2 separate regions of the Mus musculus genome follow, and region 1 is linked to region 2. The links are chromatin loops, found by intact Hi-C in ENCODE. Cell type or tissue: left cerebral cortex. All regions are shown on one strand. Each heading gives the region's core, and the rest is flanking DNA. Links, peaks and the distances in the headings are about the cores only.

Evidence for each region. Peaks named below come from ENCODE experiments on the same cell type or tissue, not always from the same donor. Only the 100,000 strongest peaks of a DNase experiment are listed, where the experiment ranks them.
Region 1: it touches region 2 in a loop (7-fold over the local background); 4 of 42 quality-filtered maps call a loop at or near these places.

What each region holds. Positions count from the first base shown.
Region 1 is chr11:58,293,752-58,310,065 of GRCm38, reverse strand. It overlaps Gm39827 (a long non-coding RNA gene), which reads left to right and starts at 7,453. Exons shown (of 4, transcript XR_001780091.2): 1 at 7,453-7,523; 2 at 7,645-7,889. n-TEctc10 (a tRNA gene) reads left to right here and starts at 7,818; the gene lies at 7,818-7,889. n-TLcaa3 (a tRNA gene) reads left to right here and starts at 7,486; the gene lies at 7,486-7,592. It overlaps 4930438A08Rik (RIKEN cDNA 4930438A08 gene), which reads right to left. Exons shown (of 7, transcript NM_001374705.1): 7 at 15,776-16,314. The coding sequence ends at 15,998. It also overlaps Zfp692. In left cerebral cortex, for the core only: CTCF peaks have their summits at 8,110 (motif pointing left) and 8,714; DNase peaks (open chromatin) are centred at 7,470, 7,806, 8,095 and 8,779; H3K4me3 peaks cover 2,770 bases; H3K27ac peaks cover 1,739 bases.
Region 2 is chr11:57,998,777-58,015,090 of GRCm38, reverse strand. Larp1 (La ribonucleoprotein domain family, member 1) reads right to left here and starts at 6,027. Exons shown (of 19, transcript NM_028451.1): 1 at 5,544-6,027. The coding sequence starts at 5,898. In left cerebral cortex, for the core only: no CTCF peak of the experiment used is centred there; DNase peaks (open chromatin) are centred at 4,642, 5,121, 6,325, 9,762 and 2 more places; H3K4me3 peaks cover 2,894 bases; H3K27ac peaks cover 1,945 bases.

The DNA of each region.
Region 1 (16,314 bases), core at 3,726-11,725, 290 kb before region 2:
GGCGAGAACAGCACAGGGAGTGGGCAGAGTTGCAGGTACTGGCGAGACCTCTCCCTCCTTAGGTGTGTGCGTAACAGGGGACGGAGGTGGCCTAGGGACGTCTGGTTCACTGCTGGAAAGGGAAGCAGGAGGAGGGCATTATCCCCCTGGGCATCAGCCATCTCTAACCCCTATGTAGAAAACTCCCAACTCCCATAGCCCACTCTTGCTCTCAGCCTCCCCCAGAGCCTTACTTCATCCCTTCCCACAACTCCAATTCAAAGGCTAACGTTACTTTCCCCAGCATCTGCCCTGCCCACCGTGCAACAAGACCATCCCTCCAGCTGGCACAATCTCTGAATGGCCAGCTGCCTCCCCCCTCTCTCAAGCCGTTCCCCATCCTCCCTCAATCCCAACTGGCTCATCTGGGGAGGAGCTGTAGGTCCATGGGCTGGCGTCACTGAGCAGCTCTTCCTCTTCCTCTTCTTCTTCCTCCTCCTCCTCCACATCCTGATCCTCTCCCAGAGGTGGGTCGATCTCCAATGGAGAATCTACTCTCCTGCAAGCTCAAGAAAGACAAGCCTGAGAAACTGCCACCTCATCCCCACTCCCTATGCAGGTCTGTCCTGCCCCTCGCTTCCCTCACCTGGACAGCCTGGTTTCTTGAGTCCTTTCTCGCTGCTCACATTCCAAACCTGTTGGCACAAGCAGGTCATAAGAGAAGGAGGCCTAGACTCAAAGACTGAGGACAGTTTCTTCCCAAAGGCATCCTGGTTTGCTTGGTAGTGCTTTTTACAAATGAATTCTCTTTCAAACCTTATCTCCAGTTTCTGTCCATCCATCACTCCACACTTTTGCTTCCCATACCTAGCAATGCATGTGAGGATATATTTCCTTGCTATCATAAAGAGATCATTACTCCAGCTCTTGGAAGGTGGAGGGAGAGCCAGGCTACGTGGCTACACGAGACCCTAATGATAGTTAACACATTCAGAGAAGACTGAAAAGTGTTTTCCTTCCTCACTCACCTTGGGCTTCCTGCTTCCTCCTGGCCTCTGAACACCAGGCTCTCTCTGTGGTGTGTGTGAGAGGGGCCTGCTTAGGTACATCTGAAGGTGCAGGAATCAAAGAGGGTTCCCAGGAGAACGTGTGGCCCGCAGAGCACTCCCATACAAGCTCTCCTTCACCACCTCCAGGCCCCCGGAGCCCGGGCACTAGGCCGCATTCCCGGCTGTGTGTGTGAGACAGGAGCACCAGGTACTGCAGACCCTTCCGAGGCCCAGGCTCTGGAGCTGGAGGTAAGATGAAGCAGTCATGCAAGGACCAAGAAAACCACTCAGGCCATCCTAACCCTCTAAACCCACTGGCAACCTCAGGACATATACGACATCGGTTTATTTGTTTTTTTCTAATCTTTTTTAAAGATTTATTTATTTTATGTATGTAAGTACACTGTAGCTATCTTCAGACACACCAGAAGAGAGCATCAGATCCCATTACAGATGGTTGTGAGCCACCATGTGGTTGCTGGAAACTGAACTCAGGACCTCTGGAAGAACAGTCAACGTTCTTAACTGCTGAGCCATCTCTCCATGCCCAGACATTGGGTTTTTTCTTTTTTTAAGCATTCTTTTAAAAATATTTTATTTGTCATTAGCTTTGTATATCTGTGGGTGTGTGCACATGAGTGCAGGTGCTCCTGGAGGCCAGGGATGTTGGATCTCCCTGCAGCTAGAGTTCCACACAGTGAGCCTCCTGCCATGAGCACTAGGAAGGAAAGGAATTTGGGTTCCTCTGCAAGAGCAGCACACCACCCAGCCATTGCTTCAGCCCCTGAAGAGTTTGAAGGGATCTTGTTTTTGTTTTCAACCTAGATGCACAGTTGTTTGTTGTTTTGGTTTGGTTTAGAGCCGGGACAAACACACCCAAAGGTCCCAAGGCAAAGCTCCTTTCCCACAGGCATGGCAGCAGGCTTATTTTGGGCTTGTCCTCTTCCCGAACCCAGTAGGAGCTTCTGATCCATTTCTCTTGAGACATTCAGTCTCTAGGAGGCGCCACTACCTGTTAACGTCTTTTACCTACCTGCACAGAGGACACAGCCTGAAGAAGTGTACCTGCCAGAGAGGAGCTTGGTGTCAGCTCAGAGCCAACCACCCTCAAGTCTCCGCACTCACACACTTACAGGGCCAACCCTACAGACCTCCCATTCGCTGGGGCTAGGAGGGGAGGAGCAGGCCCACCCTGCCCAAACGAGAAACCCAAGGCTGTAGGAACCGGCTTGGGGCTGTGTCTCGGTGCCCTCCTTGGTCCCTCCCGGCCCCTAACCGGTCCAACAGGAACTTGGCGAGCTGCGAGTGCAGGGAGAAGCCCAGCCGCTCCTTGAGGAGGCACCACTGTTCCATGTGGCCGCCCAGGCGGATGCGGCACTTGCTGCGGCGCGCGTCCAGCTGCCTGCGCTTCTCCCGCCGGCGGCGGGATGCGTCTGCCACCGGAGAGGCCATAGACGTGCGGGCCTACGGGAGGAACGTGCTGTCGTCGTCGGGGCTTTCGGGACAGACACAGCCCCTCGCTCCGTCTGCAATGAATGGGGAGACCATAGTGCCTCCGCAGCGCTCGCGCCTCTCGGATCCAGCCACCCCTTCTTAGAGCCAGGGAGGACACTTGGAACACGGGGGTCGCAGGCAGGGGGAAAAGACTGGAAACTTGCTCTCCTTGTCTGGAGGCGGCCAGGTCTGCGTGCAGCCGCGCCTTGGCCTTCTCCCTGCCTCCCATGCAGGGGAAGCCCACCCAGCAATGCTAGGACACCGGGCCAACCCTCGTGGGGTCTTACCTGCACGCCCCAACCCGCCTTTGCCCAAACTGCGCCTGCGCTCCCCGGACCCGCGTGCTCACTCCGAAAGCCACAGAAGGACCGGGGCCCACCGCGCGCGCCGCCGCTGTTTCTCTTTTAAGAAGAAACCGTCCCCCCTCGGCGTCAGGAGGCTACGGCCTGGACTTGCAGCGGGAAGACAGCTGTCTGCGCCTGCGCCCCGGGAGCCCCGTGCAAAGCCTGCCGGGAATTGTAGTTAGCCTTAGTCCTGAACGACTGTCTGGGATTCTGTCGTCATTGCTCCTTCTATTAGCATCTCTGCCTATCAGTTGCCACCAAGCAAACGCGAGCTGCAGCATCCGCCAGCTGAAGCCAACTAGAGTCCTTTCTGAACCGCGAGACCACCCTCCAGCTGCAACCTATAACCTGCCACCATCCACACGAGAAGTTGCCTACACTTTGTACAGACTCTGATTTCACATCGTCTACAAATGGCTCTGATGGAGTTATTTCTATCAAGAGACTGCAACGGCACTTGTCAACGGCACAAGTTTTTTATTTTCTGTTTTGCTTGAAACAAGGTCTCATGTAATTCAGGCTGGTGTCCAAACTCACCATGTAGCCAAGATAGCCTTGACTCCTGCCTCCACTTTTGAAGTACTGAGATTAAAGGCCTGCACCTCTCTATGTTGCTAAATGAAGTGACCAATTCTGTTGCCTCTCTGCCCCAGAATGGAGAAGAGTTTAGCTCTCTCCTCTTGCCACACATTCATCTCACTTTCTTCTCAACTTCACTGTCAGACTAGACTTTGTCTGCTCCTGGTTTTCTCCCGCTTGGCTGGATCCTCTTCTCTCTTAGATCCTTCTGTTACCAAAAGATGGAATGGACTAGGCTCAGGTCCCTGGCAAGCCTCTCTTTTAGGTATGCTCTTGGGGGGGGGGGGGTGATGTAATTAGATCACCCATTGATTGATGTTTCTGGCTACCCTTTTGGGATTCCAGACTCCTTTGACTGCCCAGTTGACTCTCCATGGTTAAATGGCTTAATATACTTCATGTTTATAAAGAATTTACAAGTGCCTGGCACAAGGGAGTCCACAATGAACAGCCTTAGGGCTCAAACCTCACTCCAAGTCACTTGCACTACTGACTGTTTTCTGTAGCAAATCACTACAAACTTGACAACTCAAAACAGCAGAAATTTACTCGCTTACAGTTTTGGAGGTCTGCACCAAAGTGCTGAACAGGGCTACAGGTCAAGCAAGAGCTCTAAGAGAGTTTTCTCCTTGCCTTTTTTATCTTCCAGTGGTGACCAGCGTTCTGGGACTTCTGGCCATATCACATAAGCTTCTGACTCCACACAGCCTTGCTCTAGTGCAACCCTTCCTCTTCTTTCAAACACAGTCCACTTGGGTAATCCAGAGGACCTCCCATTTCAACACCTCAAACAGTTATAACTGCAAAGTGTTGGCTACAAAAAAAAAGCAACTTTCACATATTCTAGTAGTTAGAACACGGATGTTTGGTGAAACTATGTTTCAGCATGCAGTATGATCATCATAGACTGTTGAGGCATCTCATCAGAGAAAGATGCTTGCTGAGCAAGTCTGGGGCCTCAGTTTAATCCCTAGAACCCAGCATTAGGGTGGAAGGGGGAGAATGGCCTCTAAAGTTGTCCTCTGGTCTCCACAGACACGAGGCATGGCACTGATGCTCACACACGATATGTACGCACAAAATAATTTTTATTTTTAAAGATGATCACCACATGTGGTGGCACACACTTTAATCCCAGCACCTAAGAAGCAAAGGTAGAGCCGGGCAATGGTGGCGCACGCCTTTAATCCCAGCACTCGGGAGGCAGAGGCAGGTGGATCTCCTAGTTCGAGGCCAGCCTGGTCTACAGAGTGAGTTCCAGGACAGCCAGGGCTACACAGAGAAACCCTGTCTCAAAAAAACCAAAAACCAAAAAAAAAAAAAAAAAAAAGCAGCAGCAGCAAAGGTAAATGGGTCTATCTCTATGAGCTCCACGCCAGCCTGATCTGCATATCAAGTTTGCCAGGGCTACGAGAAAGAGAGAAATGAGAATTAAAGTAAAATTAAACTTTAAAAAAACTTATCTTCATGAAAAAAAAATGGGTTTACAGTTAAGAGTGTGTCTTAGTCAGGGTTTCTATTCCTGCACAAACATGACCAAGAAGCAGTTGGGGAGGAAAGGGTTTATTCAGCTTACACTTCCACATTACTGTTCATCATCAAGTTCGTCAGGACTGGAACTCAAGCAGGTCAGAAAGCAGGAGCTGATGCAGAACCATGGAGGGATGTTCTTTACTGGTTTGCTTCCCCTGGCTTGCTCAGCTTGCTTTCTTGTAGAACCCAAGACTACCAGCCCAGAGATGGTCCCACCCACAAGAGGCCTTTCCCCTTTGATCACTAATTGAGAAAATGCCTTACAGTTGGATCTCATGGAGGCATTTCCTCAACTGAAGCTCCTTTTACTGTGATAACTCCAGGTGTGTCAAGTTGACACAAAACTAGCCAGTACAGAGTGCTTACTGCTCTTGTGGACAACCAGAGTTGGTTGCCAGACCTCATACCAGACAGATCACAGCCACCTTTAACTCCAGCTCTAGGGGATCCAACACCTTTTTCTGGACTCTGTACTGCACTACTGCACTTGTACCCACAAACTCCCACACAGACACACCATATATATATATATATATATATAATATAATGTATAAAAATATATTTTTATATAAAATATATATAATATATTTAATATATAAAATATATAAATGCATATATATTATATAAAATATATAAAAATATTTTTTTAATTAAGAATTTTGTTCACTGCACCCAGGCATGTTCACCAGATACAGTGGTACACACCTTTAATCCCAGCACTCAGGTAGAAGCAGGAAGATCTCTGTGAGTTCAAGGCCAGCCTCATCTACAAAGTGAATTCCAGAACATCCAGGGCTATGTAAAGAAATCTGTCTCCAAAAAAAAAAAAAAAGAAAAGGAAAAAGAAAGAAAGAAAGAAAAGAAACGACAGACAGACAGACAAGAAAAGGGAAGAAATGAAAAGAAAAATAAAAAATAATTTATTCTCTGTCAGGGGAAAAAAAAAACTTCAAATAAGAAGCCATATGTCAAGCATCACAGTTTATTACACTGGGGACCTGAACACACCCGCATTGATAAGCAATCTCTTTACACCATGTATTTATTCATTCGTTCGTTTGTTCATTCATTCATTCATTCATTTTGGCTACATGGGCTACTTTTAAAAATCTCTTCAAACTCTCCTCTGAGTGGTTTTAACATCCTACAAATCCATCATTAACCAACTCTTAGTTAACCTCCTCTGGACCCTTTGACTAGGCCTGAACCTTGGCCCCCACCTGTCTCGGCTTAGCCATCCCCCCTGGATTAGTCCGTGGAGAACTCCATCAGTTAACCCCCGCACTGAGAGATGGGCTTTTGTCGAATAACAAGTTCATCATCCCTCGCCTTGGAGGTCTAAGTCTTTGATTTGGTTTTTGAAGAATTCTGTGGGATGTTTAATGCCCTTGACATCGGCTCTTAAGAACTTTCCACCCACCCTGGCCACCGTTTCCTTGGTTACAACCCCCAGCTGTTTTTCTGTCTTTGCTAGATCTAAACAATCTGTATTTCTCTGCTTCCGCAATAGTCTAAATAGAATAAATAATAAATAATAATATATAATAAATAAATAATATATAATAAATAATAAATAGTCTAAATAGAATAGCTTTCCTCACCATTTGAACAAGGGCAGGATATTTTCCTTAGATTCATTCATTTATTTGAAATTATATATTTATATGTATATGTATATATCCAGAGATAGGCCCATGATATATATCATGATTGGATGGGTCATGTGTTATTGTTTTGCTTTTTTATTTTGTTTTTGAGACGAGTTCTCGTGTTTCCAGAACTCACTGTACAGCTAAGGATAACATTGATCCAATCCCAGCGCCTGCACCTCGTGCCTGTATACATCAGCAACTCTGACTCCTCTACCTTTCATAACTTTGTGCTTTGTTTTGTTTTGTTCGGTTTTTTGTTTGTTTGGTGGGTTTTTTTTTCTTCGCCAGTTGCACATCTGTATTTATTATCTCCTTCATCAGTTCACCAAGGCAAAGGGAAGGTTGAAGTTAAGTGGAGGAAGAAGGGAGGCAAGGATGAAGAAAAAAGTTGCGGGGGAGAGAAAAAAACGGGAAGGACGGGTGATCTCAGAGGAAGGCCATCCGCAAGCGGGTCCATGACTGTTCTGCAGGGCGGTGCGTGGCCTTCCGTTGGGAGCTAAAGCACTCAGGGTCGTACAGCCGCTGCTGGAGCGATACTCACCGAACTCAGGTCTCTCGGAGCGGTAAACGCAGAGCCCCTAGCCTGGCCTCCGAATGCTGGGTGCGTTTGCATGGGAGCAAGAGTTACGGTGCGTACTCGGCTGCAACTCCATAGGCTCAGTGCTGCAATCGTCTCACCCAGAAGTGCGTTTTGGGGTTCACAGACAGCGACTGCACAGAGCTCACTGTCCGGTGCTGGCCTAGGATCTTCTCCAAGCGAAGCAAGAAGCCAGCAATTCCTACGCTCGAGACCAGGGACAGTGCCAGCTGCATCACAGGATCCAGGACAAGTAGAGCTGAGCAGTTTCAGCAAGTGTCAGGATGGCCGAGTGGTCTAAGGCGCCAGACTCAAGGTGACAAGCCTTACCTACGGGTGTTCTGGTCTCCGAATGGAGGCGTGGGTTCGAATCCCACTTCTGACACAACTCCTTTTTTTCCTCTCTTTAAGAGTGTCTTTTATTTTCCTCCGTTCAGGAACTCACCTTTCTCCTACAAGATTCCTCACAGCTTCGGGCATTGTTACGTCCCCAGCATCTGGCTGCCTGGTTGTCTGGTTGCCTAGTCTCTGGTTCACAAACGGAACTGCAGTTGTTCGTCACCATTGTCGTCACCTAGTCTAGTGCCTCCAGAGGGCTGTTACTATCTCTTCCCTGGTGGTCTAGTGGTTAGGATTCGGCGCTCTCACCGCCGCGGCCCGGGTTCGATTCCCGGTCAGGGAAGTACTTGTTTTGCTTTGTATTGTTTCCCGACTTTCCAAGTTTCATTATTTATGAAAGATCGGATTAAATCTTTAAGAAATACAGCTGAGATCGAATTCGGTAACTCTCTGTTTTAACAGAGAACCGTACTGCACTTATGAACACCAGCAGGCAGGCTTTGACGCTGAAATACTGTGTTATCCGAAGCACACAAAGCAGCACTCACTGCCCCCTGGCGCCCCTTCAGAACCAGCGGCTCCCAAAGCTACCCACGGGTGGGGCTCACAGTAGCTCCTGAGGAAGGGCCTTGCTCCCTCTGCTGGCACTTGCCTTTCTAATTAGAAAACAGAAATAATTCAAACCGCGCTGTGAACACTGATGTGCCCTTTACCTAGAGTCAATCCTGGTCAATATTTTGTCACATTCTTTGCCTTTCAGAAAATAGTTTATTGATGACAGGTAGACAAACAGATGAAAGACAAATAAATAATAGGTAGGCAGATGAAAGATTATTGATAGACAAACATTAACAAATGATAAATAACAGGTGATTGACAGATAACAAACAGATTGATAGATGGTTACTAACTGATAAACAGGAGATTAGAAGCCAAATAATAGGTAGATGATAGATGGATAGATAGATGATAGATGGATATTCACAGGTGTCCACCTCCCTGCCCTACCATTTGAAAGTTGCCTGCTGTTACTTCACACAGACACCCAAGGACACGGACACCAGCATCTCCTCCTACGTTTGCCATTTTAGTGCAAAACTTCAATCAAACCTCCTCCTGGCTGTGCCTACCGTGCCCTCCCTCCACAGCGGCTCCTGCTGTTCATTCTAGGAATTTCCAGCGCCTGTGGAAAATAATGGAGAACAAATGGAAGTACTTAGACGGGATATATGCTCTAAATTACAGGCCCCTTTTCTCTCCTCGGTGCTGGAGCGCAAATCCAAAAGCCTCTTGCGTAGAAGGCATGCGCTTCTCAGCGAGCTGCTATGTCTGCAGGCCTCCTATGTTACGTCCTTAACATCTCTGACATCTTCACAGGATTGAGTCTGTATGAGTCATTTCTGACGCTTTCAGCGGAAGCATTCATTTCTCACTAGGCACCTTTTCTAGCTTTCTGGGTCTGTGTGGTGTCTACTCTGTGTGCCCCAGACTGTATGAACCAAGAAAGAAGTATGTCTTTTCTACCAGGGTTAAATAAGACAAGGGAAATACATTAGATTTTTTAAAATAAATTTTAATTATGTGTATATGCAGGCGCATGTGTAGGTATGTAGGTGTGAGTACATGAGCCCCTGGAGTAATTGTGAGCCGCCTGACACGGGTACTGTGCTAGCAAACAGAGCTGCAACCTCTCAGCCATCTTTCCAGCCCCCAAAACATCATTTTAAAAAAAAAAAAAAACGGAAAAAATATCATTTGCCCAAAAATCTCCCGATTTGTCCTGAAATGAACAGCGTTCTGTGCTCACGGTGGCAGACTGCTCACTAGCAGCACTGCTTTAAATTATCCAGTTGTGTGAGCTTGCAAGGCTGAGCTCTGCCCCCTGGGTGTTAGCAGCAAAATGCCAGCGGAGACCCCTGAGTGCCTGCTCATTCACTTTGACATAGCTGTGCACCCTTTTGCAACAGTAAAACTTTTGCCCTGGGGTTATGTGATCACTTTCTTGAGACCTCCAAACCTATTTTTTGTTTGTTTTTTTAATTTGGGGGTGGGGGCGTTCGAGACACCCTGTGTAGCCCTGGCTGTCCTGGAACTCACTTTGTAGACCAGGCTGGCCTCGAATTCAGAAATCCGCCTGCCTTTGCCTCCCGAGTGCTGGGATTAAAGGCGTGCACCACCACGCCCAGCTCCAAACCTATTTCTTATATGTAAGTACACTGTAGCTGTCTTCAGATCTGATTACGGGTGGTTATGAGCCATGTGGTTGCTGGGATTTGAACTCAGGACTTCTGGAAGAGCAGTCAGTACTCTTTTTTTTTGTTTTGTTTTGTTTTTTGTTTGTTTGTTTTTTTTTGTTTTTTGAGACAGGGTTTCTCTGTATAGCCCTGGCTGTCTTGGAGCTCACTTTGTAGACCAGGCTGGCCTCGAACTCAGAAATTTGTCTGCCTCTGCCTCCCGAGTTTGGAACTCAGAAATTCGTCTGCCTCTGCGTCCCAGCATTTGGAAGGCAGAAGCAGACAGATCTCTGTGAGTCTGAGGTCAGCCTGGTCTACCCTCTTGAGTCCCAGGCCAGTCAGAGCCACATAGCCCACTAAGCTAGACCTTGCCTATTCTTATCTTGTGCCCTGGGCCTGCAGTGCAGCCCTGCCTGGTGTGACACACAGCACAGGGCAGCTATGTTTTGATCTCTAGGTAGAGCAAAATAGATGAGATCCCAGAAAGAGAAGGAAAAAAGAAAGATTATAGGTATGTTTAAAGAAATGAAAGAAGTCGTAAATAAGCACCTGGGTGAATTCCAAGAGAGCACAACCAGCTAAGTGAAAAACAGATCGAATCAATACAATATATAAAAGAGGAACTCAGCAGAGAGATGGAGATGCTTAGGAAAAAACAAACTGAAATACTGGGTATGAAGAACACATGCAATCAAATAAGGTGCTGTGAGGAAGCCTCACTGATAGAAAGACTGATAGGCCAGACATATGGAAGGTGAGGTCGAAGAACGGGGACGTATAAGCAAGGCTCGCTAGATGGATGGACACAAAAGACCAATCCAAGAGTCAGGGCCAGAGAAGGAGCAGAACTTCATACTAAAGGCATTGTCAAAAACATTTTAATAAAAATCATAGTGGAAATTTTCCCAAATTAGGGAGTGTGGCAATTCAGATACAAGAGCCCTTTTGGGGATCAACCTGCCTAGCCTAGAAAAGAGCAAGACTGAAAATAAAAATATGCTGAGTAAGATGGCTCATGCATCCCAGCACTCAGGAGGCAGAGGCAGGCGGATTTCTGAGTTCGAAGCCAGCCTGGTCTACAAAGTGAGTTCCAGGACAGCCAAGGCTATACAGAGAAACCCTGCCTCGAAAAAAAAAAATGGCTCATGCCTTTGATCCCTGAGCTCAGGACTGCATCTCTGTTCGAGGTCGGCCTGGTCTACACAGTGAGTTTTGGGCCATCCAAGGCTACATAGCAAGACAATAAAATAAAATAATTCCCTAACAAGATAAAAGCCAGCTCCTAGTTCTTTCATTTCCGCACGTCATTAGTTCTTCAAAGAAGCTCCTGCACAAGACAGAAAGGAAAGCACCACTCAGAGGTCGCCTGTGTCTCTGCCCTCCCCGCCATTCCCTGCAAACATTCTCTACAACTTAGAATAGCATTCGTCTGTGAATGTGACTGTAAGGCACCTTGGCATTGCACTGATTTAGTTAAACTGTAGTAGTAAGTTCCCCTTACCCAAGACAGAATACCTCCTTGGCCATGGATTTTTAACAGAGTTTACTCTGCCTGGTGGAGCAGGCTTAAAACCAATCAAGAATGTTTGTTTTCCCCGTGATAGTCGTAGGCACATCTTACCTGGAAGGTTGGCAGTTTAGTTGGTAGGGTTCCCAGCTGGGTACCACCATTGGTGATTTTTCTCTTCTGGCAGCCTGCATGACAGCTTCTTGCCTTATGAAAACTGACCAGCAGATGTGATTTCTCTGTCACTTGACTTCAGGACATGTGATATCTTCAGGGTCTTATCAACCAGCTCTGGCGGACACCAAAGAGGAATAGCAAGAGGCTGTACTGTAGGAGGCTCTGAGACCTCCCTGAACAACAACTCATGTGGGTATGTCTAATGGAGATTATCTTGAGCAACTTAATTAATGTGGGAAGACCCAGCCTGAAAAGAGTAACACCACTCCTAATAGTGTAAGAATTGAAAAAGCCGCTAAGCTCAAAGCATGTATTCATTTATCCATGCTTTGCTCCTTTTTGTTTCAAGATTTTATTTATTTTATTTAGTTAGTTTTAAATTTTTAGATTTATTTATTTTATTTGTTGGAGTATTTGGCTTGCATGTATGTATGTAGGTAGGTATGTATGTAGGTAGGTATGTATGTAGGTAGGTATGTAGGTAGGTAGGTAGGTAGGTAGGTATTTCCACCCTGTGCATGCCTTGTGCCCTCAGAGGTCAGAAGAAGGCATTGGATGCCCTGGAGCTGAAATTGCAGAGGGTTAGGAGCCACCAAGTAGGTGCTGAGAACAGAACATGGTTCCTTTGTAAGAGTCAGAGTGTGTGTGTGTGTGTGTGTGTGTGTGTGTGTGTGTGTGTGTGTGTGTGTGTGTGCAAGTACACAAAGAAGCTAGAAGAGTGCTAGCACTTGGAGCTGGAGTTACAGCTGTTTGTGGTTCCTGACAAGCAAACTCTGGTTCTCATGACTAAGTGGTAAGTGTTCTTAACCACTGAGCCATCTCTCTTGGTCATGTCTCTGTTTTTGACTGACTAGCTCCTGAAGTTCCTGCCTAGACTCCCCTGCTGAGATGGACTGTAACTTGGGCTTCTACACTCTTTCTTTCCTAAGCTGCTTTCAACCTAACTTCTGAGGTGGGAGGACACAGCTCGCTGCTCTCTGCGGGGAGAGAGAGTAAGTGGATGGATAAATCGGCCATGCGAGAAACAATCTGTGGCCCAAGTATCTGCACAAAGGCCTCCGGGTGAATGCTGCGGGGGTGAGGTCTTGACTGTTTTGTCTGGGGCTGCTTCTCAGGGTTGTGCTTTGGTGAACAGCCCTAGGGGATAAAATAATGCCTACCCTGCCTACATGAACAGCTAACATGCTTGTTTATGATTCTCTGCCTGTCTCTGCCTCTCTCTCTCTCTCTCTCTCTCTCTCTCTCTCTCTCTCTCTGTCTCTGCCTTAATCTCTGAAGAAAACTATACTGTGGAATTCACTCATTCACTCTCCTGGCCTCAAACTCAAGAGTTCTACCTGCTTCTGCTTCCTGAGTGCTGGGAATAAAGACATAGGCCACCAACACCCAGCCTTATCTCAGCTGATTCTTGACAGTGCCTAGCTGCCTATGGTTTTGAGCTATGGTGTAGCCACCTAGTCTCTTGCTGTGACCCTCAGGATGACTCACAACCTTGAGAGTTTCCTTCAGGACAAAATTCAGGCCAAGTCACTGCCAAATGATGGGCTTCCCTGGGGCCCATCCATCTCTGTGCCCTCATCTTCCTATCTCTCTAATTAAAAGACTTCATCAGCATCAACTCTGCCATCTCTACGCTCCTCCTCTTGGGTCTGCCAGGACACTTAGGTCTGGGGACAGGGAAGGATTAAGGCACAGAAGTCAGAATACAACCCCATGTCTGAGACATTGTCTTCATCAAACACAGAACCCACCTACCGTGACAGGTCTCCAACGTGAATCACTGGATATTGTATGAGCACAAGGAAGGATCTGGGGTGACAGCTACACGATCCTGGCAAAAAAGAAAGTATTCTGAAGAGAGACCCTTGGGTCCTCCCTTTGGACATTAGATAATTGAGACAATGGGCCCAGGGAATTGGTATTCCTCCACAAGTCTCCTACTGGGAGAAGGGAAAGCTAAAGCCTGATGCCAGGCAGAGAGGGAGCTTGTCTCCCAAGAAGGGAATTCGCTTGGTTCCCTCAATTCTCAGGCCACCTTATAAAAGAGACTGGAATGGAGACATGGATGGATCAATGTGGGCAAGACCACACGGTGACCAAGATTCTTTAGCTATCAAAACCTGGTGCTTTCTATTTAAGCTTATGTCAGAATCCTGGAGATGACTGTTCTCCAAAGTGTGAACACACTGAATAAGTCTCTTCTCTCTACTTTAAACTATTATTATGCACTCCCCAGACAAGACCCCACTACGTAGCCTTGACAGGCCTGGAACTCTCTGTGTAGACCAGGCTGCCTCCAAACTCACCGAGTCCTCTGTCTCTGCTGCCTGAGCCTGAGTTAAAGGCATGCACTACCACACCTGGCTTACTCTCTTTTTAAAGATATTATTAATGTATTTGAATATATCCCTGCATGTATGTATGTATAAGCAATATATGCATGAAGTGCCTATGGAAGTCAAAAGAGTGGATTGGATCCTCTGAACCTGGAGGATGTGTGTGTGTGTCCCATGTGGTGTGTGTGTGTGTGTGTGTGTGTGTGTGTGTGTGTGTGTGTGTGTGTGTGTGTGTGTGTGTGTGTGTGTGTGATGCATGTTCCAGGGTCACGTGCAGAGGTCAGAGGACAACTTGTGAGTCAGTTTTCCCCAACCACTTGGGACCTGGTAATTGAACTCAAGTCATCATGCTTTGTGGTGAGCGCCTTTACCCCTTGAAGCATCTTGCTGACCATATTATTTGTCTCCTTAATTGGTATGTTAAGGATGGTGGACAAGCCTAACTTACTGGGGCTTCCAGGACCCAAGATTTGACCCTGAAAATCCCAGAAATAGTACTATTAGAATTTGTCCACTGAGACTGTTGGAGCAGCACAGAAAAGCATGGAGTAAGTTGTTAGCCTCAAGTAACCTGCATCTCAACTCCTCTTAAAATTCAGTCATGGAAGGCGGAGAACTGGAGAAGAGGCGGGGAGGGTGGGGGTTTGAATGAGAACAATGCCCATAGGCTCGCATGTTTGAAGTCTTGATGGCTGCTTGATGGAACTGTTTGGGAAGGACTAGGAGGTGTGGCATTGTTGGAGGAGGCATGTCACTGGGGTGGGCTCTGAGGTTTCAAAAGCACATGCCATTTCCCTCTCTCTCCTACTTTCGGATAAAGATATAAGCTCTGAGCTTTGTCTCCAGTGCCATGCCTGCTGGTGTAATGAGAATTCTGGAATTTTGCTTTCTTTAAAACAACAGAAATTTTATAAGAATATGTTTTCATTTTAATACCAGGCATGGGGTTATGGGGCTGCTTTGGACTGTCCACAGCAACAGACTATGATTTGCCTCGGGCTCTAGCAGAGGTGTGTTTTTGCCAACTGCAGATAGATTCTGCAATTGTGTGATATTTAGAGTTTGGGGAACTTTTCAGAGGTTATATAAATGCTAGGTCCCTGAGAAATGGGGTTGGTGGTGGTTGGTGGTTACTCAGGGCAGTTGTTTGTAGTAGATTAGTTGTGCTCAAAGAAGAAACAAAAGGAAATAAATTATATTCAAGGATCTTGCTCTCTCCTCTTCTATCTAGCAATAGGAGGTGAAAGAGGGATAAAGGGTAGGAAAAAGAAGAACCCACAAAGTAGCAAAGACCGCTATATGCCTGCTGCTGTGCTCCCCACTGCAATGACCACCCTCTGAAACTGTAAGCCACCAATAAAGTCTTTTTTTCAGTAAGCTGCCTTGGCCATGGTATCTTCATAGCAATGCAAATGTAAGACAGAGAACTAAGACCAGACTCAGATAAAGGAACAAAAGAAGAGGCCTAAGAAAGGCAAGGGTCTCACCTGCCCTCAGGGCTCTACTCTAAAATTATTTAGATGACACTAGACTGTCATGAAACACTTGGGCTGGTCATCTGGCACAGAGGATAAAGATCCTTGTGGCCGAGCCAGTGGACTGGTCTCAGTCTCTGGGATGAACATGGTGGATGAAGAGAAACAACTTTCCAATGTTTTGCTCTGACATCCATGCCTCAAACCATGGTGTTTGTATGTATGTACACACACACACACACACACACACACACACACACACACACACACACACACTGAATAAATAAAACTTAATTTAAGGCTGGGCATGGTGGCGCATGCTTTTAATCCCAGCACTTGGGAGGCAAAGGCAGGCGGATTTCTGAGTTCGAGGCCACCCTGGTCTACAGAGTGAGTCTCAGGACAGCCAGGACTACACAGAGAAACCCTGTCTCCAAAAACCAAAACCAAAAAAAAAAAAAAAAAAAATTAAAACATTGTAAATAAAAATGAAACAGTAATAGTTGAATTCAACTTTATTGTTTATAATCTCTATGCCACAAGTTCTTGCTGAGCTCCTGTCATAAATCCAAGGTCACAGGCAGTCACCTTAGGTCTCCAGTCGTGGGCCTCAGGTCAAGTCTCAGAGCGAAGGCAAAGATGAGTGAGAGTGGGTTTTGCATTGTCTCCTGATGGACAAACTTGTTTAGAAACCTCCTAGTTCCTGGGGCCCGTATAGTTGTTTATAGCTCACTTTTGGAGAAGTATTCTTTTGTATTTCTGGGGTTCCTTGTCAAAGCCAAGTCCACAGATTCCTGAATGTTCTTTGCCACCCTGAGTCCTGACTTGATAGCAGTGTCGATCCAGCCATGAGGCAGATCTGTGTGCTCCCCTGCGAAGAAGACCAGCCCTTCTGGCTGACTGAGTTCCTGGGCATAGTCCACATACTGGTAGGGGGTGAAGAAGGCAAAGCCACCCATGGAATAAGGGTCTTGACTCCAGTTCTTGATTGCAGAGTAAGGACAGAGAGCACGGAGCTCTTCTTTAGCGCGGCTGTGAA
Region 2 (16,314 bases), core at 2,671-10,670:
CATGCAACTCAATTTAAACCTCCACTTTAATTTTGCTTTGATGAGTGAAGAGGGCTTGAGGTTCTAACAGGGAGAACAGTTTTAACACTGGAACCTAAAAGACATTTAGATCTAATCTAATTCCCTGCAAATGAAAAAATAAGTCAGATAGACCCATGCCTGTCAGTGGGATTGAGTGGGGTTTAGACACAAGAATTATTTATTACATAAGTAATACTACTTTTTATTTCTGTGTGTATGGTCAAAGTACAACTTGAAGTTATCAACCACGTGGGTCCTGAAGATCTAACTCAGATCTTCAGGGTTAGAAAGTACCAGGTGCCTTCATCTTCTGAGCCATTTCACTGGCCCCACAAAAATAATTTTAAAATGTTTACTACAGGCAATATTTAAGGGCTCCCACTGTGTCTGACACATGTACTAAGAGCTTTGTAAACATTTACCACCTTCAATTCTCACAACACTCCAAACCCACTGCCATTATTTATTTGTCTTTCAAGGAGTAAATTAGTAGTAGCTCAGAGAGGTACACAGTTCCAAGATTACCCAGCAACTCAGAAACTTAGCTAGGGACAAAAGTGTAAACCCAGTTTCCAGACCCAGAAGTTTGAAGACCTAATGGCATTGAGAGGCCCTAGTGATGACCAATTACCATAGCAGCAGGGGCAGACCAGAACAGGGTCCCAGGACACCATCAGTTAGCTGGCTTTGTAACCCGGGCTACAATTATCAGCTGTTTCAAAGAAACTCACACAAACAGAAATGAAGCACTCTCAAAGATTCTATCCCAACTGAGGCACAAGCTTCCTCAATATACCCAGTGAGAGGCAGATACTGATGGCTCTGTGGTTAAGAGCACTGAGTGCTCTTCCAGAGAACCCAGGTTCATGAAATTCCCAGTACCCACACAACAGCTTACAACTGCCTCTAACTCCGGTTCCAGAGAGTCCAACTCCTTTACACAGACGTACATATATATACAAAGCACCAATGTACATAAAGATATTAAATTATTTTTCAATTGCTTTAAAAAAATCATCATTGCTAGAAGTGGATGGCGGGCATGCCTCTATTCTCAGCTTCAGACAGCAAAAGCATGAAGGTCTCACCATCATTATACCACATTCCAAACAAAGCAAAAGTAGTCATTTCATCTAGGCAATGGTGGTGTACCCTGTTTTCCCAGCACTCAGGAAGGTGGGGTGAGTCTCTTAGTTCAAGGCCAGCCTAATCTACAAAGTGAGTTCCAAGAGTCTGAGCTACACAGTGAACCCGTCCCTAACTTGAAAAAACAAAAACCGTGGGAGGCAGAGGCAGGCGGATTTCTGAGTTGGAGGCCAGCCTGGTCTACAAAGTGAGTTCCAGGACAGCTGAGGCTATAAAGAGAAACCCTGTCTCGAAAAAAACAAAACAAAAACAAAAACAAAAAACAAAAAAAGAAAGAAAAAACAAAAACAAACGAAAAAAAACACAGTTATTTCTTTGAGTGACTGACCTACAGTTAAAGCTGTTAGTTACAGCCAGGTGTAGTGGAGCACACCTTTAATCCCAGCACTCTGGGAGGCAGAGGTAGGCAGATCTCTGAGTTTGAGGCCAACCTGGTCTACAAACTGAGTTCCAGGGCAGTTACTCAGAGAGTAGGGGGAGAGATGTGTTGATACCAAGGTTTGGTAAAATGGCTCAGCAGGGTTTTTTTGTTTTTGTTTTGTTTTTTGTTTTTGTTTTTGTTTTGTAAAGCACTTGCCACCTACCCTGACAACCTGAATTCAGTTCACAGGGCCCATGTATGATGGAAGGAGAGAACAGATGCTTGTAAAATGTCCTGGCAGAGCTGGGCAGTGGTAGCACACACCTTTGATCCCAGCACTGGGGAGGCAGAGACAGGTGGATCTATGAATTCAAGGCCTGTGGTCTATAGAGTTCTAAGACAGGCAGAGCTGCTACCCAGAGAAACTCTACCACAAAAAAATTGAATGAATGAATGAATGAATGAATGAATGACTGTCCTCTCACTTCCACATGCCACACATAAAAATAGATACAAGATGATGGCAACTGTCCATCTGTCCATGCACCATGAATATGCTTTCCATCCATGGCCAATCAAAAGTAACTTTTTAAAAAAGATTTATTTATTTAATGTATGTGAGTGCACTGTAGCTCTCTTCACACACACCAGAAGAGGGCATCAGATCCCATTACAGATGGTTGTGAGCCACCATGTGGTTGCTGGGACCACTGGAAGAGCAATCGATGCTCTTAACCACTGAACCCTCTCTCCACTCCCAAAAGTAATTGTTTTATGTGAATTTTTATTGTAAGGGTGCATAAAAGGGTGGGGGGTTTTGTTTGCTTAGTTGTTTGGTTTTTTAAAGAAGTATCTCCAAGCCCTGATTTCTCAGTCATCCTTCTGCCATGACCACTCTTCTGCAGGATTCATAGGTGTGAACCACCATACCCAGTTCAAAGGTCAACTTTAAAGCAAACTATTTCTTGTGGGGTGCTAAACTGAACACAAAAAATAAAAGATGTTCATTCTCTGCCTTCTTTTACAAGTTAAAAAAAAAAAAAAAAGACCCACATAAAAGTTTCTGAAGGTCCCATAATCTCTTAGGCACTGAACCAACAGTTCTTAAGCTCTTTCACAGGATTCACCAGAGACCACCAGAAAACATATTTACATCATGATTCACAGCAGTAGCAAAGCTAGTTATGAAGTAGCAACAAAAATAATTTTGTGCCGGGTAGTGGTGGCACATGCCTTTAATCCCAGCACTTGGGAGGCAGAGGCAGGTGGATTTCAAGGCCAGCATGGTCTACAGAGTTAGTTCCAGGACAGCCGGGGCTATACAGAGAAACCCTGTCTCAAAAAACCAAAAATAATTTTATGGCTGGGGGGTGGGTCACCAGGACTGAGGAATTATATTTAAAGGGTCACTGCATTAGGAAGGCTGAGAAATGTTGTTATCACAGTGAAGGGTCACCACTATCCTGAGAGGCATGCACATCATAAACTATTCCCTGTTGTTCAAATGAGGAGGGTGGGACTCAGCTAACAAGAGACAGCGATACAGCACGTGCAGACTGACCCCAAAAATCTATGCATCTCTTCCCACTTGGGCACTCAAGATTGAGAGGGGGTGTGGCTGGAATAAGGGGAAAGAATGGAAAAAATACTGTTCAGGAGGGTGTCCAAAAGGACAAATCCCAAAACTTAAAACCATAAACCTAGCAGGGCAGTGGTGGTGCACGCCTTTAATCCCCGTACTTGGGAGGCAGAGGCAGGCGGACTTCTGAGTTCGAAGCCAGCGTGGTCTACAGGACAGCCAGGGTTACAGAGAAACCCTGTCTCAAAAAAACAGAAAAAAACAAAAACAAAAAAACCCATAAATCTAAAACGGGGGTGGGTTGGAGTTGGGGGGAAAATGAAGGGGAAACTGCAGTAGGTACATAATGTATGTATAAAGAAAAGAAAGAATGAAACTGGAACTAAGGAACAACAAACACACAGAGGTGGAGGTGGGGAGGGGTTAAAACCAGGTATAGGGAAGGCAGAGGTAGGAGAATCAGGAGTTTAGGACCAGCCTTGATTCCGTTCCAAGCTAAGTTCCAGGCTACACTAAGACTATGCCCTCACTTTCCCCTCTCCCCAATACAAACCTAGGACTTAGAGGTTAAACAAGATAGGAAATGCCACATGGAAGGAAGAGAGGGTAAAACATACTTTATTACTAGTTACTGCTAGTGTCCCTCAAATACTTAAACACCAGCATCTGAGCCAAAAGAAGGCTAAAAATAGGCATTTGCAGCAAGCTTTGGAAAGCTTAGCTTGCTTATGAGACACTCATTTCTGTACACTCCCAAAAACACATGCATCACAGAACATAAAAATCCCAAGACCACACAACCACTCCACTGGTGGCACATTCATTTAAAGATGTCCTGGCTGAAGATAAAATCAGAGCTGAAAAGGGACCTACCGATCCCTTTGGCTGAGGCAATAAGGCCACCACCACCTAGCCTTGCCAGACAGACAACCCAATCACAGAATTCACTTTAAAAAGCACCAAGGTCTTAACAAGCTTAAATTCAGAAGCTATTGGATTAGTTCTGGTAAGTCTGTCAAAAAACTACTCCAAAGATTCTATCAAAACCAACTGGTAAGATTACAAAAGAAACAAAACAAACAAACCAAAACAAAAAACAACCAAAAAACCCCACTGGAACAGAACAGATATAGTATACCTAAAATGTGTGCTTTGGTCACTTAAATTGAGTTTGGCTTTATCCTGAGGAAAAGTTGAGATGCCAGCCAAACTGTCTTCTTCCCACGATCAATAGCTCCAATGACGCAAGCTATCAAGGGCCCATGGCTTTACACAAAATGCCAGCTCAGGCACCCAATCCTGCCTGATTGTCACAGCTGATTTAAAACCCACAAGGCAGGTTCACCAGTAGCTAAGTGCGGCGAACTGAGCGAACAGCCTCATTTAAACTTCTGAGGAGCGCGGCTCGAGAGGATGATTATACCTCTGAATTTAAAGAGGGGCAGGACCAAAGAGCGTCTTAAAGTTGATTCCTCCACTCTGTGGGTGGAAAACGAGGATATGAAAGAAAATGGAGGTTTCAGTACTGCCCCTTGCATAAGAGGATTCGGGAAGGGAAGGAGAAGAAGAGGGAAACTCTGGTACTACAACACCCCCAACCCCATGTGCCCTCTTCCTTATGAAGCAACCCTAAGAGAAATCGAAAGGGCAACCAACGTGCTGGTTTCCCCCAGGGCTAGGCCTACACTTTCCAGCACTCTGGAACCTGAAAGCGGCTAGCTCCGACTTCCTCGGTGCCCAGCTTAGGTTAGGCAACCACACCTAAGCTCCATAGCAAGTTTTTGGTTTTGGTTTTTTTTTTTTTTTTCATTTTTTAAAGTTAAAAGTACCAGGACTCCGACGATCAAACTCAAGGGCCATGCTCACTATCAAACACCCAGGAGTACCCAAGCGGAGGCTGTGCCCGAGTGGTGCGCCACTAGATGCCCACGCCGATCGCGCCCGGCTAGGATTCCCGAGCCACCTCCCACCCGGACTCAGCGGGGGAGGGGAGCCCCGCGCGCAGCTCCGGCCGGCGAGCGCTGCGAACAGTCCTGGCACGGCGCATGGCGCCCAACTGTCACCCGCCCGCCCCGCACCGGCGCGGCCACTCCCTCGCCGCCACACACGCCCCTCGCGTCGCCGCGGGCCGCAACCGGCTCCCGGGCACGCAGGGGCCCGCGCTCCCCACGCTTCACCCGGCTCCCCGAAGCGCAAAGTTGCAAAGTTCAAAGCCAGGCCCAGCTCGGAGCCATGACACATGTTCTCTGAACACGCACTCTCGAGGCGCCGAGACGCATAGGGAGCACAGGGCACACGAGCGGCCCCGCCCGGCCCAGTCCGCCAAGCTAGGCCCGAGGCATGCCGTTGCCACCAACCGCTGCGGCCCCGGTAGCCCCGCTCCGAGGGAAACGCCCGCGTCACTGCGCGGGCCAGTGCCGCGCCGCGCAGACCCACCTGGAGGCGGCTGTCCGTTCACCGCGGCCGGCGGCGGCGCGTGCTTCGTCCACGGGTTCACCTTGGGCGGCGGTGCCTCCACGAAGTCACGCCGGCCGCCGTCCTCGCCGTCGCTCCCCGCTGGGGCTTCCGCAGCTGCGGGTGGCCGCGGGCTCTCGCGCTCCGCGCCGTCGCGGCCAGGCCTGGCGCAGGCGGGCCGCGGCCTGCGGACGCCGCCGTCGGGCTCTCCGCCGCCGTCACCCGGGCCCGACTCGGCCTGGGCGTCGGGCGCCGGCTTCTTCCTCGCCAGGCCGTGCTCCTCGGCCTGCAGCAGCGGGGCGCCCGCCGGCAGCAGCGGCTCCACTTGAGTGGCCATCTGCGCGGAGGGGCCGGGCGCGCCGCGGGCCCCGCTCGAGGCCGCTGGCGGGGCGCCGGAGCCCGGGCCGCGCGGACGCGGAGCGGCGCGGACGGGCTGACGCTGAGTGGCGCGCCGGGCAGAAGGCTCCGGCGCGCCTAGCCGGCCTGGCGGACCTCGGTCCGCCGCCTGCGTCCCCCCGCCCCCGGCCCGGGGCGGCTCGGGGGGCTGCAGTGGTGCGGACGGCCAGGGGGGGAGCGGCGCGGAGAGCCGAGCCAGACCACGCGATCCGCGGCGGGCGGCGGGCGGGCGCGCGCCTCGCGACGCGGCGCGCGAGGGGCGGGGACGGCGCGGCGACGGGCGCGCGCGCGCAGGGCGGAAGGTCCCGCCCCGGCCCCGCCCCCTGGAGACCATTCCTGTGGCGCGGCAAGTGGACGGGGGCGAGCACGTGCCTGATGCAACTTCGGAGGGCGGGGGTGGGGGAGGAGCCTTAAAGGGCCAGCGCCCCAGAACGGTCGCAGGTGGAGCACATGGGACCTGGCCACGCGGCCGGCCCGGCCTGCTAACGCTGGTGACAAGTGTTTCTCGGGGCTCCGCGTTGGGGTCTTTTACTATGTCAGCCCAGACTTGGCTAGTGATGCAGAGGGGTTCTTTGGCCGCCCCCTGTGCGTGGCTTCTGGCCCCACTCCGATGACCTTGGCCCAGCTGCAGCCTGGCCAGAGCACTGGTAATGGGTCCAAGGGAGTTCTTTCCCCACAGGGGCAGCGAGCGCCTCGGAAAGAGAACAGAATTCCCAGTAGTACCCACGCTATGCAGGCCCTCGAAACCCAGTGTTTTATAGGCAGGAAATGGCTTTTCTTTCAAGTCGCTTGTGTTTTTTCTATAGAATTGTTTAGGGTAGAGTTGAACTGACACTTAATTGAGGGACTCAGAAAGCTCTGAGATTTGTATCTTAACCCTGACCCCATTGCAGTTAGTTAGGGGTTATCAGCAGTAGTCAGGTCCACTTCCTGGGTCTCGATTTCTCTATTGTAAAATGAAGGAACCATTTATGCCAGGTGGTTTCAAATTTCTCTGTCATTTGGTTCAATAAATGTTTACTGACTTTATGCTCTGGGGGCCTGCAAAGTTCTTAGAAAGGTCTGCCAATAAACCAGGCTAACAAGCACCTGTCCTCCCGGAATTTACACTGTAAGGTGGGGGAAGGCACAGTAAACAGGAGAAACAAATACTTCATTACAGCGCAGTAGTCACTGTGCTGTAATGAAGTAGACAAGATTGGCTTTTTGTTTGTTTTGGGTTGTTTTTTCCGTTTGGTTTGTTTGGGTATTTTTTTGTTTTTCAAGCAGAGTTTTTGGTTGGTTGGTTGGTTGATTGGTTGGTTGGTTGGTTGGTTTGGTTTGGTTTGGTTTCTGTCTAGTTCTGGGCTCTGATTATCCTAGAACTCTCTCTTTCTGTAGACCAGGCAACCAGGCTTACTTCGGACACACAGAGACCCACCTGTCTCTGCCTCCCTAGTGCTGGGATTAGAGGGTTACAACATCATGAATTTAACTGAGATTGGCTTCTTTAATTGCTGAGAGAAGGTTTCCTTGAACTCAGATCCCAAAATACTGGAAATAAGAGACGTGTCAGGAACTGACTGGATCTAGAAATCTGAGAACCGAACAGCCTGGAAGGTTGGCGAACTCTCCAAAAGAAGGATTAGAAAACAGGTGGTCTCCTGGGTGGGGGGCATGGCTTCCTGAAAAGACTCTTAGAGACCAGACACTGGTATTGTGGACACCGGGAATACTGGGGAAAGTGTTCATAGCAATCTGGTGTTCAATTCCATCTCCAGTCTTTGCCTGCAAGCCTGGGACAGCTCTCTAGCCTTCCCTGATAGCCCCTCTCTTAGAGGAAAATTAATGCCTAAGTAGTCAATGAGAGCCAAAGTGCCCCCATTATAAGGCACAACACACTAAAGCCAGCGCTTGCTCGGAGAAGCACGGAGGAATATACGGTTTGAAGGAGATAGAGAATTTAAGCAGTATTTTTGTTATTGTTGTTGTTTTCTGAAACAGGGTTTCTCTGGGGAGCCTTTGCTGTCCTGAAACTCCTCACTCTGGCCTGGAACTCACAGAGATCTGCCTGCTTCTGCCTCAAGAGTGCTGGGGTTAAAGGCAGATCCCCTCCCCCAGCTTAAAACTGTGGCATGTCTACCCTTTAATCAAAGAGCACAGCAATGCACGTTGCCACCAGGGTTCACTTTTAGTTATTGGTAAATACTTTGTTTTTTTCTTTTATATCTCTCTCTCTCTCTTTCCTTGAGACAGGGTTTCTTTGTGTAGCCTTGCCTGTTCTAGAACTCACTCTGTAGACTCAGACTCACAGAGATCCGACTGCCTCTGCCTCCCAAGTACTGGGATTAAAGTCATGTGCCACTTACTAATTGGATATAGAGAGGAGATATACCCTCACACAACTTTCGGGCATAGCAGGGCTTTGTGTAATGTCGAACTAGCTGGCTCATCTACCCAGCTCACAGTGCCGGTGCCAACAAAAGTGGTCAGGCCCTGCTGTGTGGGAACTGGGGCTCAGAGATGGCTACTCTGAGTCCTGTCCCGGGGCCAGAGAGAGGCATTGGATATCAGGAGGGGGAACTCAGAACTTAGAACCTTTTAGGACTGTCCTCAACTAGAAATACTCAACCCTGGGAAGGTAAACTGAATAATGATTTCATCTCCTTCTTTTGAAGATGAGGACACTGAAGTTCAGAGAAATAAAAGTTCCTCATCCAAGGTCACAAAGCCAATCCATGGCAGAACCAAATCCAATAGCTTTTCCTAGATTCAAATAATGGAGGTCTGGAAAGCCGGTGGTGGTGGCCACCCTTCATCCCAGCATTCTGGAGGCAGAGACAAGGGACTCTCTAAGATCAGGCCAACCTGATCTATAGAGCGAGTTCCAGGACAGTCAGGGCTACAAGGAGAAACCCTGTCTTGAAATAAGCATCATCATCATCATTATAATCTTCATCATTATCATCGGGCTAGAGAGAGGGTTCACTGGTTAAGACCGCTGGCTGCTCTTTCAAAGGACCTAAGTTTGGTTCCCAGCACCCACAAGATGGCTCACAACCTTCTATAACCACAGTCCCAATGAATCTGGCATCCTCCTTGGGCACCAGGCACACATATGGTGCACAACCATACTAGAAGGCAAAGTACTCAGACACAAAATAAAATAGAACCTTAAAAAAAAATGATAACAGGGCTGGAGAGATGGCTCAGAGGTTCAGAGTACTGTCTGTTCTTTCAGAGGTCCTGAGTTCAATTCCCAGCAACCACATAGTGGCTCAAAACGATCTGTAATGAGACCTGGTGCTCTCTTTGGCATGCAGGTATACATGCAGGCAGAATGCTGTGTATATATATATATATATATATATATATATATAAATCTTTTTTAAAAATGATAACGAAGCCGGGTGTGGTGGCGCACGCCTTTAATCCCAGCACTCGGGAGGCAGAGGCAGGCGGATTTCTGAGTTCGAGGCCAGCAGCCTGGTCTACAAAGTGAGTTCCAGGAAAGCCAGGGCTACACAGAGAAACCCTGTCTCGAAAAAAAAAAAAAAAAAAATGACGAAGGGCAAGACAGGTGTGGTAGCACATGCCTGTAATGCTGAGGCAGGAGAATTGGAGAGACTCTGAGGCTAGCCTGGGCTACAGAGTAAGTACCAGGTCAGCTGGAACTAAATAGCAAGACATTGTCTCAGAATAAAAATTAGAATACAGAAGGCTAGTACTGTAACCAGGCTTCCTCTGTAGCACTCCCAACAAGGAAGGCTGGGGAAAGGAGCTGGGTTGTAAGACAGGAGCTGGAGCTGGAATCTTAATTCAGACCTCCCCTCCCCCAGTGCCAAAGACTGAATGTAGGTCTCTTCTTGCATGCTAAGCACCTTCTGTACCAGGATACCAGTGAGTAATTCAGGCTAATGGTTCCAGTGATATTTATTTTATTTGCAGTGTTAAGGATCAAACTCAAGGCCTTGCACTTTCCAGGCTCAGTGCTTGACTACTGAGCCCATATCCCCAGCCCAGACTTCTGCTTTCTGACATACTACAACATTCTGAACACAGGCATTTTTTTTTTCTAAATACTAGACAGGATCAAAAATTAATATGTTTGTTTTTTTTTTTTTTCCTAGAGCCAGGCATGTTAGTACTCGCCAATAGCTTTAGCATTCAGGTTGTGAAGCCAGGGAGATCAGAAATTCAAGGTAAACCTTGTCTACATATTTCTATCCATAATCTAGATTGCCCATGACAAGAAGAAGAAAAAAACTCGAAAAACCTAAAAAAAAAAAAAAAAAAAAAACAAGAAGAAGAAAAAAAAAAAAAAAGGTAAAAGCACCCAGTGGGTGTACACACTGTACCTTCTGTAGTTAAATATGTATCTTCACTCCTGGTGCTGAGAACTTCCTGCACTGACACAGAGTTGAGAATGAAGACTAGGGAACTAGGAGACTGTCTGATAACCCAAGCTCCTACTCTAGAACGGTGGAAGCCTTTAGGCAGCCCCTTAGCCCAGGATCATTACTCTATCTTATTTTAGGCCTAGGTATGAGAGCAGGAAGAGCTACCATGCCTTAGCTCACAGCACTCTTGCTCCTGTGAGAGCATTGCTTGTATTTATTTATTTATTTTGTTTTTATTTTTTGTTTTTGAGACTGGGTTTCTCTGTGTAGCTCTGGCTGTCCTGAAACTCACTCTGTAGACCAGGTTGACCTCAAACTCAGAAATCCATGGGCTTCTGCCTCCCAAGTACTGGGATTAAAGGTGTGTGCTATTTGATAGATTTTTTTTTAAGATGGCTGATGTATGTAGTTGTCTTTCCTATGTGTATGTGTGTGCTGTGTACATTCTAGTACCCATGGGGACCAGAAGAGTATGTCAGATCCCCTGGAGTTAGAGTTACAAATGACCCTGAACCACTGTATGTATACATGCCAGGAACTGAACCTACGTCCTCTGAAAGAGCTGCAAGTGCTGACCCATCTCTTCAACCCCAACCATAAATTTATAATCCTCCTGCCTCTGTCTCCCACGTCCTAGGATTACAGGCATGTAGCACTTCCACACCTGGCCTTGAACACACGGTTTTATCCCACTGAGAGTTTAATTTTCCAAAGGACCTTGGGTTCCTGGAAGAAATTGTGCGGGGCCATTCACTTCCTCTGGTAGCTCTTGGGTACAGTCCTGCCTATGCCAACATGGGGGGCAGGGTAAGACGGGGAGAGACCTTGGCCAGAACAAACAAGGCCAGCTGGGGAGCATTTTCCAGCCCCAAAGACTCACAGGCTCTCTGGCACATGCTGTGCAATGACTTTAGCTTCTGGGAAGAGAGGCTCAGCTGAGATCGCCTCTGCGACCTGTCATGTGAAGGGAGGTGGGGGAAGACACTGTTGTCATCACACCTAACCCTGGGGCAACCATTTTCTATCAAGTAGGATGATGATGCACCCCAGTTACACATGAAAGAGGCCTAGAGTTAGGATGAGATGGTTTGCCGTCGAGAAGGGCTAACAGACTTGCCCCTGATTCTGCACCTAGCACCAGCCTCCCTTCACCCCATCAATTCTACTTAAGCAAACTCTTTTCCATCCTGCCTTCCACAGTGACCTCAGGACAGGTCTCATGTATCTCATGCTGGCCTCGAACTCACAACAAAGCTGAAAAGTGACCTTGAATTTCTCTCCCCCCTTCTACCCATTGAGGACCAGGATTATAGTGAGACAGCGCCATAGTCAGACCACATATCATACAGTGACTCTGCGCGGTTCAGTTCACAGACTGAACTCTGAGCTTCTTACAAGCAAGATGAGTACGCTGCCAAGTAAGCTACATTGCTACATTGGCAGCCCATGCTTACCTCCTGGTGGGACTCCGACTGGCCAACCTACTGTGTGAGGTTCACCACATAGCCTCGGGCTGCTCTGATGGGCTTTGACAGGTCCCACCTCTGCTCAGAAGCTTACTGCTCTTCTCAGCACAGTCTGGTCCTTGCTTTCCTATCCTGTTGTCTTCCTCGACCCTCCCTCTACCCTCCAGCAACAGCAAACCACTCTGGAACCAACAAGGAGAAGCAAAAAAAAATAGGACAAAGAGAGTCCATCATACCTGACTTAGAGAGCAATGGTGTACTCATATACATAAGCTAAATAGAAAGGCTCTCATTAAACAAACAAACAAAAAAAAAAAAACGAAGGGAGGGAGAGAGAGAATATATGTTGGCAAGAATGTGGGGGGGAAAGACCTGTTATATACTGCCACAGGAGTATAAACTATTGTAACTGTCAGTTGGTGGTTCCTGCAAAAACATAAAATGGAACTATTATTATGGGAACGTATCAGGAAATATGTCCATAGACAGAAGGGATGAATGTATATCCTTTGTGCGTTACAACACTGTTTATAGTAGCCAAGATTTAGATCAGCCTCGGCAACCATCAACAGGTGAGAGCATGAGCGAAATGTGTGGGACACGACCTACAATGATCCAGCCTCAGAAGGAAGAATCACCACACCAGGCGAGTGGTGGCACATGGCATGAATCCCAGCACTCAGGAGGCAGAGGTGAATCTCTTGAATTAGGAAGACCAGCCTGGTCTACAGAGTGAGTTCCAGGGCAGCCTGGGCTACACAGAAAAGGGGGGGGGCTTCATTTGCATAACAATAATGAGGACAGGGCAGGGCAGGTGGAATGGGCTGGGGGGTGGGTGAAGAAGCTTGTCACCAAGCTTGCCCATCTGAGTTCCATTCCCAGATCCTACATGGTAGAAGGAAAGAACAGACTCCATAAAAGTAGTTCCCGGCCCTCCACACCAGTGCACCACGACATGTTCATCTACACACACACACACACACACACACACACACACACACACACACACACACACACACATGCACACGCACGCACTAAAGAACGAATGAAATAAAAACAAAACTTAGAAAACAATGGATAGAGCCGGGCAGTGGTGGCGCACGCCTGTAATCCCAGCACTTGGGAGGCAGAGACAGGTGGATTTCTGAGTTCAAGGCCAGCCTGGTCTTCAAAGTGAGTTCCAGGACAGCAAGAACTCAGTTTCTATATAGAGAAACCCTGTCTCAAAAAAAAAAAAAAAGAAAGAAAGAAAGGAAGGAAGAAAGAAAGAAAGAAAGGAAAAAAGAAAGAAAGAAAGAAAGAAAGAAAGAAAGAAAAAGAAAGAAAGAAAGAAAGAAAGAAAGAAAGAAAGAAAGAAAGAAAGAAAGAAAGAAAGAAAGAAAGAAAGAGTCAATCTTGAAAAAGAAAATGAGGGCTGGAGAGACGGCTCAGCAGTTAAGAGCACTGACTGCTCTTCTGAAGGTCCTGAGTTCAAATCCCAGCAACCACATGGTGGCTCACAACCATCGGTAATGAGATCTGATGCCCTTTTCTGGTGTGTCTAAAGACAACTACAGTGTACTTAGATATAATAATAAATAAATCTAAAAAAAAATGAATTCTATTATTCTCGTGTGTGTGTGTGTGTGTGTGTGTGTGTGTGTGTGTGTGTGTGTGTGTGTGTGTGTGTGTGTGTTGCCATGTGCACCACACTGTATGTGTGGAAGATCAGAAGGCAGCCTGCAGGATGTTCTTCCATCGTGTGGATCCTGGGGATCAAAGTCAAGTCGTGAGGCTCTTCAGCAAGCATCTTTAACCTGCTGAGACTTTTGCCAACCCAGGGTTTTGTTTGTTTGTTTGTTTGTTTTTTAATTTAAATATGGATCGATGGGTGTAGCTCACAGTAGTGACCCTTTGGTCTTGCTTTCTGATGTTTCTCCAGCCCACTGCCCTCATTCATTCAGTTCCTGGCTGACAGCAGGCCTTTAGTCATGAGGTGCAAGTAAGACTTTGGAGACTAAGGTGGTGGGGGAGGGAAGGATTCCAGGAGAGAGAATCAGGGACCAGGCAGGCTGGGCCACCTTCCTGAGAGCAGCTGGACTTAGAGTTTGACACTGTGGAGGATTTGTTCTAACGTTAAGGGAGTCCAGGGGAAGGGGAAGGGGCCTCCAGACCATGGAAAACTTGGGTATCCCCGAGCTTCCCTGACAAGGCTTCTCGGCCTTTGTGTTGATAGAGGTGAGGAAAGATGTGAACTGCCCTTTTCTCTTGAGTGAGCTGTGCCATACAGGAGGTCCAGTCAACATACACGTTCAGTGTCAGTTTGTGAACAGACTGAGTGATTGTCCTCTTCCTCTTCAAGAGTGTCGGTACGGCACGAGCCGGGCGTGGTGGCGCACGCCTTTAATCCCAGCACTCGGTAGGCAGAGGCAGGCAGATTTCTGAGTTAGAGGCCAGCCTGGTCTACAGAGTTCAGGACAGCCAGGGCTAGACAGAGAAACACTGTCTCGAAAAACCATAAAACAAACAAACAAAAAATGTTAAATGAGTGTGTTGCTGGAGGAAGTCCCAGGACCTTTAATACCAGTGGCAACTCCTTAAGCAGTGACTGCAGCATTCCCTAAAACCCTGAGCCATAGAACAGGTTTCCTATGTTCCCCAAACCTGCATGGGAACCACTGCTTAGGTTCACACCCAGCCTTCCCCTCGCAGAGAGCTCTGAGTTTCTCCTTTGTTCCTGTTGCTGCTTCCAGTGAAATCTAGGGGGGAAAAACGTCCCTTTTTTTTCATCTGAACTTCAGCTTACATATTTAGAAATGTCTTCCCTTCCTAACTTTTAAAAGATGTATTTACTATATGTGGATACATGTTATGACTGTAAGGGTGCCTGATGTCTGAGAAGTCAGAGAAGGTATGGGATCTCCCAGAACTGAAGTAACAGACGATTGTAAGTCGCCATGTGGAGGCTGGAAACTGAACCCAGATCCTCTGGAAGAACAGTCAGTGTCCCCGTGACCGCTGAGCCAGCCAGCTCTCCCTTTCTCGTTTTATGGGTTGGGGTTTTTTTTTTTTGTTTTGTTTTGAGGTGTTTTGTTTTGTTTTGAGACAGGATTTCTCTGTGTAGCCCTGGCTGTCCTGGAACTCACTCTGTAGACCAGGCTGGCTTTGAACTCAGAAATCCACCTGCCTCTGCCTTCCAAGTGCTGGGATTAAAGGCCTGCGCCACCACTGTCCCCCTTTTCTTCTCTCTTCTTTTCTCTTCTCTTCTCTTTTCTTTTTTTTTTTTATAGATTTATTTATTATTATATCTAAATACACTGTAGCTGTCTTCAGACGCACCAGAAAAGGGCATCAGATCCCACTACAGATGGTTGTGAGCCACCATGTGGTTGCCGGAATTTGAACTCAGAATCTTCGGAAGAGCAGTCGGTGCTCTTAACCACTGAGCCATTTTTTCTTTTCTTCTTTTCTTTTCTTTTCTTTTCTTTTCTTTTCTTTTCTTTTCTTTTCTTTTCTTTCCTTTCCTTTCCTTTCCTTTCCTTTCCTTTCCTTTCCTTTCCTTTCCTTTTCTTTTCTTTTCTTTTCTTTTCTTTTCTTTTCTGAGACAGGGTTTCTCTGTGTAGCCCTGGCTGTGGAACTGGCTGCCCTCAATATCACCGAAATCCCACCTGATTCGATCACTCCCTTTTTTAAAAACTTGGAATCACACCTAACCTGTGCTAGGTTGTCATTAAGTTACATACCAGCACTCTATTTTATTTATTTAGGTGTTTTTTTTTTTTAACCTTTATTTTTTACTTCGTGGTGTGTGTGTGTGTGTGTGTGTGTGTGTGTGTGTGTGTGCACGTGTATCTGCTGTGCTGCCTGTGTGGAAACAGAGGCTGTGTGTGCATGTGTATCTGCTGTGCTGCCTGTGTGGAAACAGAGGCTGGGCCTCCATGGCTTTGTGCTCTCCTTCCTTTACGTGATTATTGAACCCAGGTCCTCAGGCTTGGTGGCAACTATCATGCAGGCCCTGAATAGCACTTTCTGGGGAAATCTGACTCCTGTGGCATCAGATCACTGAGGGAAAACAAGGTTAAATAATATTTAGCATGCCTCTGGTGTAGAGTCCAGCCCTTTTCCATTCATGGGAATGGCCTTTGATCCCAGTAAGGGGAGGAGAGTGGGTGGTGAGCTACAAGCCACCTAAGAGCCTGTGCCTGTGAACTGCTGTGAGGTCACACAGCTTGCACATTCCTGGGTACTTGGATCTCTATGTCCACCCCAGATACACGGAGGGAAGAAGAAACTGCCAATGAAAGTGAGTGGCCTAATTCCCACTTGGGTAAAGTACACAGAGACCTGCTTACAAAAGCAGAGTGAAGTCAGACTCATTTGCATGGGTGGCTGGGATTGGTATACCATTGTTTTCTCCCTTGCCTGCTCCCCCTCCTCCCTCTCCTCTCCCTCCTTTTCCCTTTCTCCCCCTCCCCCTCCCCCTCCTCCTCCTTGGCTCCTCCTTCCTTCCCCCTCTCACCTTTCTGCCTCAAT